2 separate regions of the Homo sapiens genome follow, and region 1 is linked to region 2. Evidence: chromatin contacts called from ENCODE Hi-C or POLR2A ChIA-PET data. All regions are on one chromosome and are shown on one strand. The core of a region is the stretch at or near the end of the contact, and the rest is flanking DNA. Distances in the headings are between cores, read along the strand shown.

Region 1 (4,376 bases), core at 1,682-4,181, 1.3 Mb after region 2:
CCTTCTAAGGATTTTATAGTCTTAGCTCTTACATTTAGGTCTTGGATCCATTTTGGGTTAATTCTTCTATTGGCTGTGAGGTAGGTAGGGGTCCATGTTTGTTGTTTTGCTTGTAGATGTCTAGTTGTCCCCGTCCCATTTGTTGAAAAGACTCACTTTTACCCACTGAATGGTCTTAGAACCCTTGTCAAAAATGAATTGACCAGGCTGGTCACGGTGGCTCACGCCTGTAATCCCAGCACTTTGGGAGGCCAAGGTGGGCGGATCACGAGGTCAGGAGTTCGAGACCAGCCTCGCCAACTTAGTGAAACCCTGTCTCTACTAAAAATACAAAAATTAGCTGGGTGTGGTGGCACACACCTGTAGTCCCAGCTACTCAGGAGGCTGAGGCAGGAGAATTACTTGAACCTGGGAGGCAGAGGTTGCAGTGAGCCGAGACCATGCCACTGCACTCCAGCCTGAGTGACAGAGTGAGACTCTGTCTCAAAAAAAAAAAAAAAAATCAATTGACCATAGATGGGTTTATTTCTGAATGTTCAATTTTATTCTATTGATTTTTGTGTTTTATCTTTCTGCCAATACCACATTATTTTGATTACTGTGGCTTTGTAGTAAGTTTGTTCTTTTTAAAGATTGTTTTGGCCACTCAGGGCCCCTAGCATTTCTATATAAATATTAGAATATGTTTTTCTATTTCTGCAAAAAAAAAAAGGGCAGTGAAATTTTAATAGGGATTGTATTAGATCTGTAGGTTAATTTTGGGAGTATTGCCATTGTATTAGTCTATTCTCACGCTGCTATAAAGAAATACACGAGACTGGGTAATTCATAAAGAAAAGAGGTTTAATCGGATTATGGTTCCACAAGCTGTACAGAAGACGTAGTGGCTTCTGCTTCTGGAGAGGCCTCAGGAGGCTTCCATTCATGGCGGAAGGCAAAGGGGGAGTGAGGAGCTTCACATAGCCAGAGCAGGAGAGAGGGGGTGGTGATGCACACTTCTAAACAACCGGATCTCCTGAGAACTCACTGTAGGGTACCAAGCGGGGATGGTGCTAACCCATTTATGAGAACTCTGCCCCTATGATCCAATCATTTCTTACCAGGCGCCACCTCCAACACTGAGGATTACAACTAGACATGAGATTTGGTTGGACACAGATCCAAACCATATGAGCTATATTAACAATATTACATCTTCCAATCCATGAACCATGCATGGACCATTCCATTTGTTTAGGTCTTCTTTAATTTCCTTCAATACTGTTCTGTGGTTTTCCATCTACCAGTCTCACACTTCCTTGGTTAAACATGTTTCTTTTATCCCTTCAGATGTTGTTGTAAATAGAATTGTTTCTTTAATTTCATTTTTGGATTGGGGCAGTCTTTTGAAATAAGGACATGAGTGGGAAAAAGCAGAGGATGGCTGTTGACGCCTAGAGAAAAAAGTATAAACACAGAGAAAAAAAAAACAGAAGCCAGAAATTACATAAAAAGGAAGGCACCGGGAAAGATGAGAAAGAACAGGGTTGTGGGAGTACTACACTTAGCAAATGCTTAAGCAAAGTCAAGCTTTCAAGACAAGATTCCTAAAGCAAGGCAGGAGTATCCTAGGACAGACAAAAGCTCACTCGACAAGGCAAAGAGACAAACACCAGAGTTTGGACCCCACCAACTCCCTTAGCCAGCTGGCAATATGGTTTCACCACTTCTTAGAAAAGAGGAATGGAGAGGTGTCCTCAAAAGCCACCACTAGGCTTTCAGAATGTTTTGTGTGTCTGTGTCTTGGCAGAATGAGCCAAACGTACTTTCTTCGTGCCCCATAAGATGAGACACACCCAGCAAAGGCTGTCCTCATACAGAACTACCTCCAGGTGTCTTTTATACTGCAAGACCTGCACCAAAGGGTTCTACCTATAGAAATCCTAGCACCTAGACATAGTCAACCAAGTACATGGCTCCCTCACCCTCCAACCAAAGATGCCATATTTCCATCAGAGTGGAACAAAATCCCACTGTGTTCCTAATGCCTCCTGCAATTTTGCATGTGGGAGACATGGCTGGTATGTGACATTCTCTTCTACAGATTGTAATGGATTGGGGAAGGAGGGGGAACTAGAGTTCAGGCCTATCTTTCTAGAGGACAAAATAAATATGCCTTGATAACTGCAATTATCTGAAAACTATTTCAAAGAAAACTCTTTGTCTCATTCTGGCATTTGCTCAAGGGTATGGCTTTCCATCAGTCTCTCTGTCTCCATGTCTCTTTTACATACATATGTATGTGTATATGCGTGCGTATGTGTACATACATCCATACATATAGACATATTCTCTCTCTCTCCACACACACTCACACACCCCTCCAACCTCTGTGGCTCTGAGCGTCATGTGTGTAAGACACTGACGCGAATGGTGAGTGCCTAGGCAGGGGTCAAACAAAGGCTACCTACCATGCCAGAGGATTGCCACAAACACCTCTTAAGCAAGCATATTCCTTGGCTCCTCCCAGACACACTGAATCTGAATCTCTAGGATTCTGATTTCGGAGCCCAGGAATCCTCCGGTGCAGGAGTTCCCAGGTGACTCTGATGCACCGGGAGGCTGGAGGCGCTCGGATCTAGAGAGGAGGCGGCACTTGTGCAGTGCAGTCGGGAAAGAGAGGAGGGGCTGGGCCGGTGCCTTTAGGCGGTCAGGTGTTAGGACCGGAGTACAAGCCGCCAGCCGCGCGGGAGCAGGCCCCGAGGCAGCCCAGCCGCGGGGCAGTAACCTTTAGCCACACTTGGCCTCCGGCCGCCGCCAGAGCCGCTCCGCCCCCGCCGCCTCGCCCCCACCGCCCCGCCCTCCTATTGGCCGCGTCCCCAGCCGGGCTCGCGGCCTCGGCCAATGGGGCCGGCGCGCGCCGGAAGCCGGAAGCGCGGCAGCGGCGGCGGCGCTCCCCCTCGGCAGCTGTTGTGGGGCACCATGCGAGGCTTCGGGCCAGGCTTGACGGCCAGGCGTCTCCTCCCGCTGCGGTTGCCCCCGCGGCCGCCCGGGCCCCGGCTGGCGAGCGGGCAGGCGGCCGGCGCCCTGGAGCGGGCCATGGACGAGCTGCTGCGCCGCGCGGTGCCGCCGACGCCGGCCTACGAGCTGCGCGAGAAGACACCGGCGCCCGCCGAGGGTCAGTGCGCGGACTTCGTGAGCTTCTACGGTGGGCTGGCCGAGACGGCCCAGCGGGCCGAACTGCTGGGCCGCCTGGCGCGGGGCTTCGGCGTGGACCACGGCCAGGTGGCGGAGCAGAGCGCCGGCGTGCTCCATCTGCGCCAGCAGCAGCGGGAGGCGGCGGTGCTGCTGCAGGCCGAGGACCGGCTGCGCTACGCGCTGGTGCCGCGCTATCGCGGCCTCTTCCACCACATCAGCAAGCTGGACGGCGGCGTGCGCTTCCTGGTGCAGCTGCGGGCCGACCTGCTGGAGGCGCAGGCCCTCAAGCTGGTGGAGGGGCCGGACGTCCGGGTAAGGGGCCGCCGTCGATCCCCCGGCAGCGCGGACTGGCCGCCCTCCTCGAGTAGTCCTCACTTGCCCCCTCCAAGTCCCACACACCCCGCCTTCCCTGCCCGATAGCACGCTCACTTCGCCCGCAGTTACCGCCTGCCAACTGTGTCCCCTTCCCACGCTGTCTGAGTCCTGGCCTCGTCAGAGCACACCCCCGCCTTCCTCCAGTCTGTCCTTGAAGTCCTCACTTGTATAGTGTTTACTAAATACTCAGCACTTGGTGGTCTTTAAGGTAGCTGTCACCTCTCGTACCTGATTAGTGTGTGCTCTACAGTCTTTTGAAATTATTGTAGCTGAGAAGTGTTTCATCTATATGGTATACCTGAACTAGAGCATCAGGCAGCCTTCTGAGACCCTGGATGGTGTTTCAGAAGTTCACTGGGCACCCGCTATGTGTGAGACATTGTCCTGAGAAGTCCTGTGAAATGCACAAAGGTAAATAGGACTCAAGGTCACCACCACCACCCAGGAGTCTCCATGGCTTCTGGCCTTGTCTGTGCTCCATGACTTTTGGGAGGGCATTTAACTCCCTGCGTTCAGTACTTAATGTGATGATTCTGAGTTGACTTGAGGTAATCAGGCATTAGCACAGTTCATTCATGTTAAATGCAGACACATACTTTGAGATTTAAATGATTATGACCCGAAAGAAGGCCTAGAGCAACATATACTCTTCTTTTATACTGTTAGTATTAAATACGGCGAAAAACTAACCTGCCCTTTTTTTATTTTTATTTTTGTTGCCCAGACTGGAGTACAGTGGTGTTATCACGGCTCACTGCAGCCTCGACTTCCCCAGGCTCAAGCAATCTTCCCACCTCAGCCTCCTGAGTAGCTGGGACTACAGG
Region 2 (4,882 bases), core at 651-3,150:
GCCTTCTGTGCTCACTAATTTTGCCTGCTTGCCCCTAGGGCTTTTTGAGTTTGGGACCTCTGCTTTCACAAATGTTGAGGTTTGATCAAATTGATGCAGTTTATTTCTCAGTGATGGACTATTTGGAAAGGGAGGGACTGGCCTTTTCTCCTTCCCTGTGATTGAATTCCATTGATGTGTGCTTTGGAACAGCATGACCAAGGGGACTGCAGCCCCTCCCTGAGCACATTACTGGCAGTACTTTTGGACAGGCACCCAGAGAGACATAGCACCCAGATCATTGCTTCAGGTGTAAGAGTCATGCAGAGAAGTGACACGCTGCAGCTCTGAGTCAGTACGAGCCCTGGCACACCAGTGTGTTGGTACAAAATGTCATCACGCACCAGCAGCCAAGGGACTCTGAAACCCTGGGATCATATAGAGGCCTGCATACCCTCTCTGTCAGCAGTCCTCAACCATTTTGGTACCAGGGACCGGTTTCGTGGAAGACAATTTTTCCACGGACTAGAATTGGGGGGATGGTTTTGGGATGATTCAAGCACATTACATTTATTATGCATTTAATTTCTGTATTGTTACATTGTAATATATAATGAAATAATTCTACAACTCACTATAATTTAGAATTACTGGGAGCCCTGAGCTTGTTTTTCTGCCACTAGATGGTCCCATCTGGGGGTGATGGGAGACACTGACAGATCATCAGGCATTAGACTCTCATAAGGAGAAGGCGACCTAGATCCCATGCACGCACACAGTTCACACAGGATTCCAACTCCTATGAAAATCCAGTGCCACGGCTGATCTGACAGGAGGCAGAGCCCAGGCGGTAATGCGAGTGCTGGGGGGCCATTATAAATACAGATGAAGCTTTTGCTTGCTCACGGGCCACTCACCTCCTGCTGTGTGGCCTGATTTCTAACAGGCCATGGACTGGTACTGGCCTGTGGCCTGGAGGTTGGGAACCCCTGCTCTACGTAGTGTTCTACCAAGAGCATGGCTGTCCTTGGAGAACAGTGACAGCTGAGCATCATCATTCCATGAGTGTTGCTCCCTCACGGTATAGACATAACCAGAACGTCACAATAACTTACTCTACTTAGACTTGCCAAGGCCTCCGGGAACACTGCTCTAATATTCAGCACCTTTGTAACTTCAGGATAAAGCTGAATCTGCAGCTCTGTCACCTACTTTTTTTCTTTGAGACGGAGTCTTGCTTTGTCACCCAAGCCGGAGTGCGGTGGCGCGATGTCGGCTCACTGCAACCTCCACCTCCAGGGTTTAAGCAATTCTGTGCCTCAGCCTCCCAAGTAGCTGGGATTACAGGTGCCCGCCACCAGGCCTGGCTAACTTTTTTATTTTTAGTAGAGACGGGGTTTCACTGTCTTGGCCAGGCTGGTCTTGAACTCCTGACCTCGTGATCCACCTGCCTCGGCCTCCCCAAGTGCTGGGATAAACAGACGTGAGCCACTGCGCCTGGCCAAGTACCCTTATCCATAGGACACTGTCACATCCTAGCACCGTCCTGGAGCTTGTGTGATGTTTTTATATCTGTTTTAACAGTTAACACCCACGGCCGTTCTACATACAGTGTTAATGCTACAATTAATGCTCTCTGGCTCTGTAAATACTAGACTAATCTGTCTGCCTCATCCCATACCAGCAGGTGAGCCTCAGATGATTCTTGTTTTCCATAGCTACAGACCCCAAAGATCAGAGTAAATATAACTCCATATACACATATGAAAAAAAGTGATTGTTTTTCCTCTGCCAGTTGCCAACAGAAGTCAAATTCTAGAAAACTAACATTAACAACAGGCACGTTTTGACTTGTCATGTCTCATTTCAAAGACACCAATGAGCATCACCCGATCTGCTGCAGAGGCACAAAGACCCTGTGTCTCCTAGCTGAACGCAGCCCGGGCTGGGGCGGAGGGCAGCAGCTGCTCAGCCATCAACAGCCCTGCCACATGCCTGGGCAGGGCCCGGAAATGAGCTCAGCCTCTGGAGGAGCCTGGGGAATGGAAGGAAGGAATGTGGCAGCTTCCATCCTTGCCTTACGGGGCCTTCAGGCCAATGTCTCTTTCCCTCAAGGTGTCAGGGAACCGCTTTCTTGTGTTGTGTGCTGCAGGAAGAAGGTGGTGGCTGCAGACACCTGAAGCTTGAGCTTCTGTGATTGTCTCCCTGTGGACTGATTGCTGTAGGGCCTGCGGAAAGTTGCTGGACACTGCCAGCGGAACCGAGGCTGACTCAGACTGCCCGGAGTATCCCTCCTCAACTGCCATCAGCCGTCGGGCATCTGGGATCATCTCACTCAGGGGTTGCAAATTATGGCCCGTGAGCCAATTTCTCCCTGCAGTCTGGTTTTATAAATAGTTTTATTGGATTATAGCCACACCTATTCATTTATGTAATTGTTTATGGCTGCTTTTGTGCTATAACAACAGAGTTGAGACTGTCTGGCCCCTGAAGCTGAAAGTATTTACTATTTAGTCCCTAAAAGAAAAAGTTTCCTGACTCTTTATCTAACTTAAAGTTACAGCCAAAGAGGCTTCTGGGCGTCTTCTCAAATAAGAGGGGCCTGAGAAGTTCAGCCGTTGGGGACTTTTCCTCCTAGGCCCCAAGCACTTGAGCAACTTGACTTCAGGGAGATTCACCTGAGACCAAATGGTTCCAATAAATATCTATGATCTCTATGGAGGATCTACTATGTTCCAAGCACCACTTGTGTGTGCAGGATACAGTTGCTCATAAGGCAGACTGAGTCTCTGCTCTCCTGGGGCTCACAGCTTGGCAGGAAGGATCAATAGCAATTAATGAATAATTTAAGATGGAGACAACTGTGATGAGGGAAGAAAGCCCAGCTGTGTGAGGTCATGCCGTTCTAAATATTTTGCCTAGGTGTTCTTTGTCTTTCTCCTCCACTAGACTATAAGCTCTGTTGTGGTCCACATTGTGGCTTGATTTGTTCATTTCTATACTCCCAGGGCTTAGAACAGTGCCTGGCACATAGTACTCAGCAAACATGAATGAACAAATGAATGAATGAATATAAGAAAGACATCAGAGGCAGATGAAGGATCTGGGCGGCTTCCCTGACAACCTGATGCTTCAGCCCAAATCTGGAGGAGCAGTAGGGCTTACAGACAAAGACACAGTAGAGGGTGTGGGTGGGGAAAGGCATTCCAGGAAGAAGGCACAGTCTGGGTGAAGCCTCTATTCAGGGGAAACACCACACAGCCAAGGCAGTGATGTGAAGTGTGGCTGGGAGGTGCCAGAGCCAATGGGGCCATGTCAGCCACTGCAAGAATATTGGTGTTTTTCTCAGAGCAAGTGGCAGCCATTGAGGGTACTGAGGGAAAGGTACAGAGTGATGTGATCAGATTTGCATTCTGGCTACAAGTAGCAAATGGGTTGGAGCTGGGTAAGAATGGAAAGGAAAGGCCAGTCTAGGGCTGAGATCATGGGAAGCTGGATTCAGGAACGACGGTGCAGAGATGGGGCAGGTGATTGAAGTAGACTGATATGGTTTGGGTCTCTGTCCCCACCCAAATCTCATGTCATATTGTAATCCCTAATGTTGGAGGTGAAGCCCAGTGGGAGGTGATTAGATCAGAGGGCGGATTTCTCCTTGCTTTAATCGTGATAGTGAGTTCTCACAAGACATGGTTATGTGAAAGTGTATAGCACTTCCCCCTTTGCGCCCCCTCTCTCTCCTGCTTGCTGTGTGAAGACGTGCCTCCTTCGCCTTCCCCTTCTGCCACGATTGTAAGTTTCCTGAGGCCTTTGCAGCCATACTTCCTCTACAGCATGCAGAAGCAAGCCAATTAGACCTCCTGTCTTTATAAATTACCCAGTCCCAGGCAGTTCTTTATAGCAATGCAAGAATGGACTAAATCCTATTCAGATAATCCAAGAGACATTTAGGTGGATAACTTGACAGGCTTTGATGGTGGCTGGGTATGGAGATGGCAGGGCCAGAGAGAGGTGAAGGAGGCCTGCTTGAGTTCTGACTCTTCCAATTGGCAGGAAGAGTCAAACAAGGAGACCAGGTGTTTGACATTGTAAACAGGGTCGGTCTGAGGGCTTCTCTATGTGGGAGTGTAATTCAGGCTGCAGAACGTTCCTGGGAGAGGCACCTAAGGCCTGCATTACAGTATTGCCAGCAGATCCAGTCCATGCCTGCATCTAGGATGGGCACCGTGGGGGCCTGGAAATGCCCTTGAATAAAGTGACCGACGTGCAGCCTGTACAATTAACCAATCTCTGAGACTTTTCATGCACAAGATATTTGAGAGAAACATTGCCAAGCCCTTTAATCGTTTCTTGAACATTCAATCAGCAGCACTGGAAATATGTCTTACATGAAGCAAATAATGATCTTCTACCCTCAGCAATCGCTTTGCCAATGCTAACAAGCCTCTGCTTCAGCATGTTGGGTGTAGCCTTGGTGACTTCTGTTTGTGGTGTAGTAGGAGAATATTCAACTGGGTGCCAGGCAGTGGTATATTGGTAAATGTTTAACAACTGGGCCACTCTAAAGAAACACCCAAACCAGAAAGCAAAACCCAAACCAAGACACAACCAAGTAATTTGTAGCTCTTGCCAATTTCTGTGATGTAAATACTCCCGTCATGGGCAATTTGAATCTGCCAACCTGAGAGTTTCCTAAAAACTTAACAAGGGGCTCTTGCTACCTGATACTAACTGGCTCCAGCACACCATGGACCTGGATCCTGTTTCTAGCTCACCCCCTCACTCGTGGTATGACCTTCAGCAAGCAGCTTGAATGTTTTCATCTGTAAAATGGACCAGGTTACTTGGAGGTTCAAGTGAGTAAAAAGATGTTAGAATGCAGGGAAGTCCAATTTGCTGCAAAGAT

What was found. A loop is a pair of places that touch in the nucleus more often than their neighbours do. ChIA-PET counts read pairs that join two places held with the same protein, here RNA polymerase II (POLR2A). Pooled maps may share reads with other maps.
Region 1: a loop to region 2 is called in a map of gastrocnemius medialis, with 4 times the contacts of the local background. The contact joins the promoter of MLYCD here to the enhancer-like site in region 2. A Hi-C loop is called at or near these places in 2 of 168 maps with a recorded cell type or tissue (chondrocyte and gastrocnemius medialis) and 1 of 50 pooled maps. POLR2A ChIA-PET finds 5 or more read pairs at or near these places in 2 of 52 experiments (AG04449 and BJ).

The regions. Positions count from the first base shown.
Region 1 is chr16:83,896,184-83,900,559 of GRCh38, forward strand. MLYCD (malonyl-CoA decarboxylase) reads left to right here and starts at 2,932. Exons shown (of 5, transcript NM_012213.3): 1 at 2,932-3,489. The coding sequence starts at 2,962. RefSeq lists silencers at 2,702-3,131, 3,432-3,601.
Region 2 is chr16:82,632,196-82,637,077 of GRCh38, forward strand. All of the region lies in intron 1 of CDH13 (cadherin 13), which reads left to right. Among named protein-coding and RNA genes, the nearest start is that of CDH13, 7.7 kb to the left of the region's middle. Within about 2 kb of position 1,901, at least 11 of the 41 ENCODE cell types and tissues checked have a DNase peak (open chromatin) inside an H3K27ac peak, as active enhancers do; they include gastrocnemius medialis, where a contact is called at or near this core.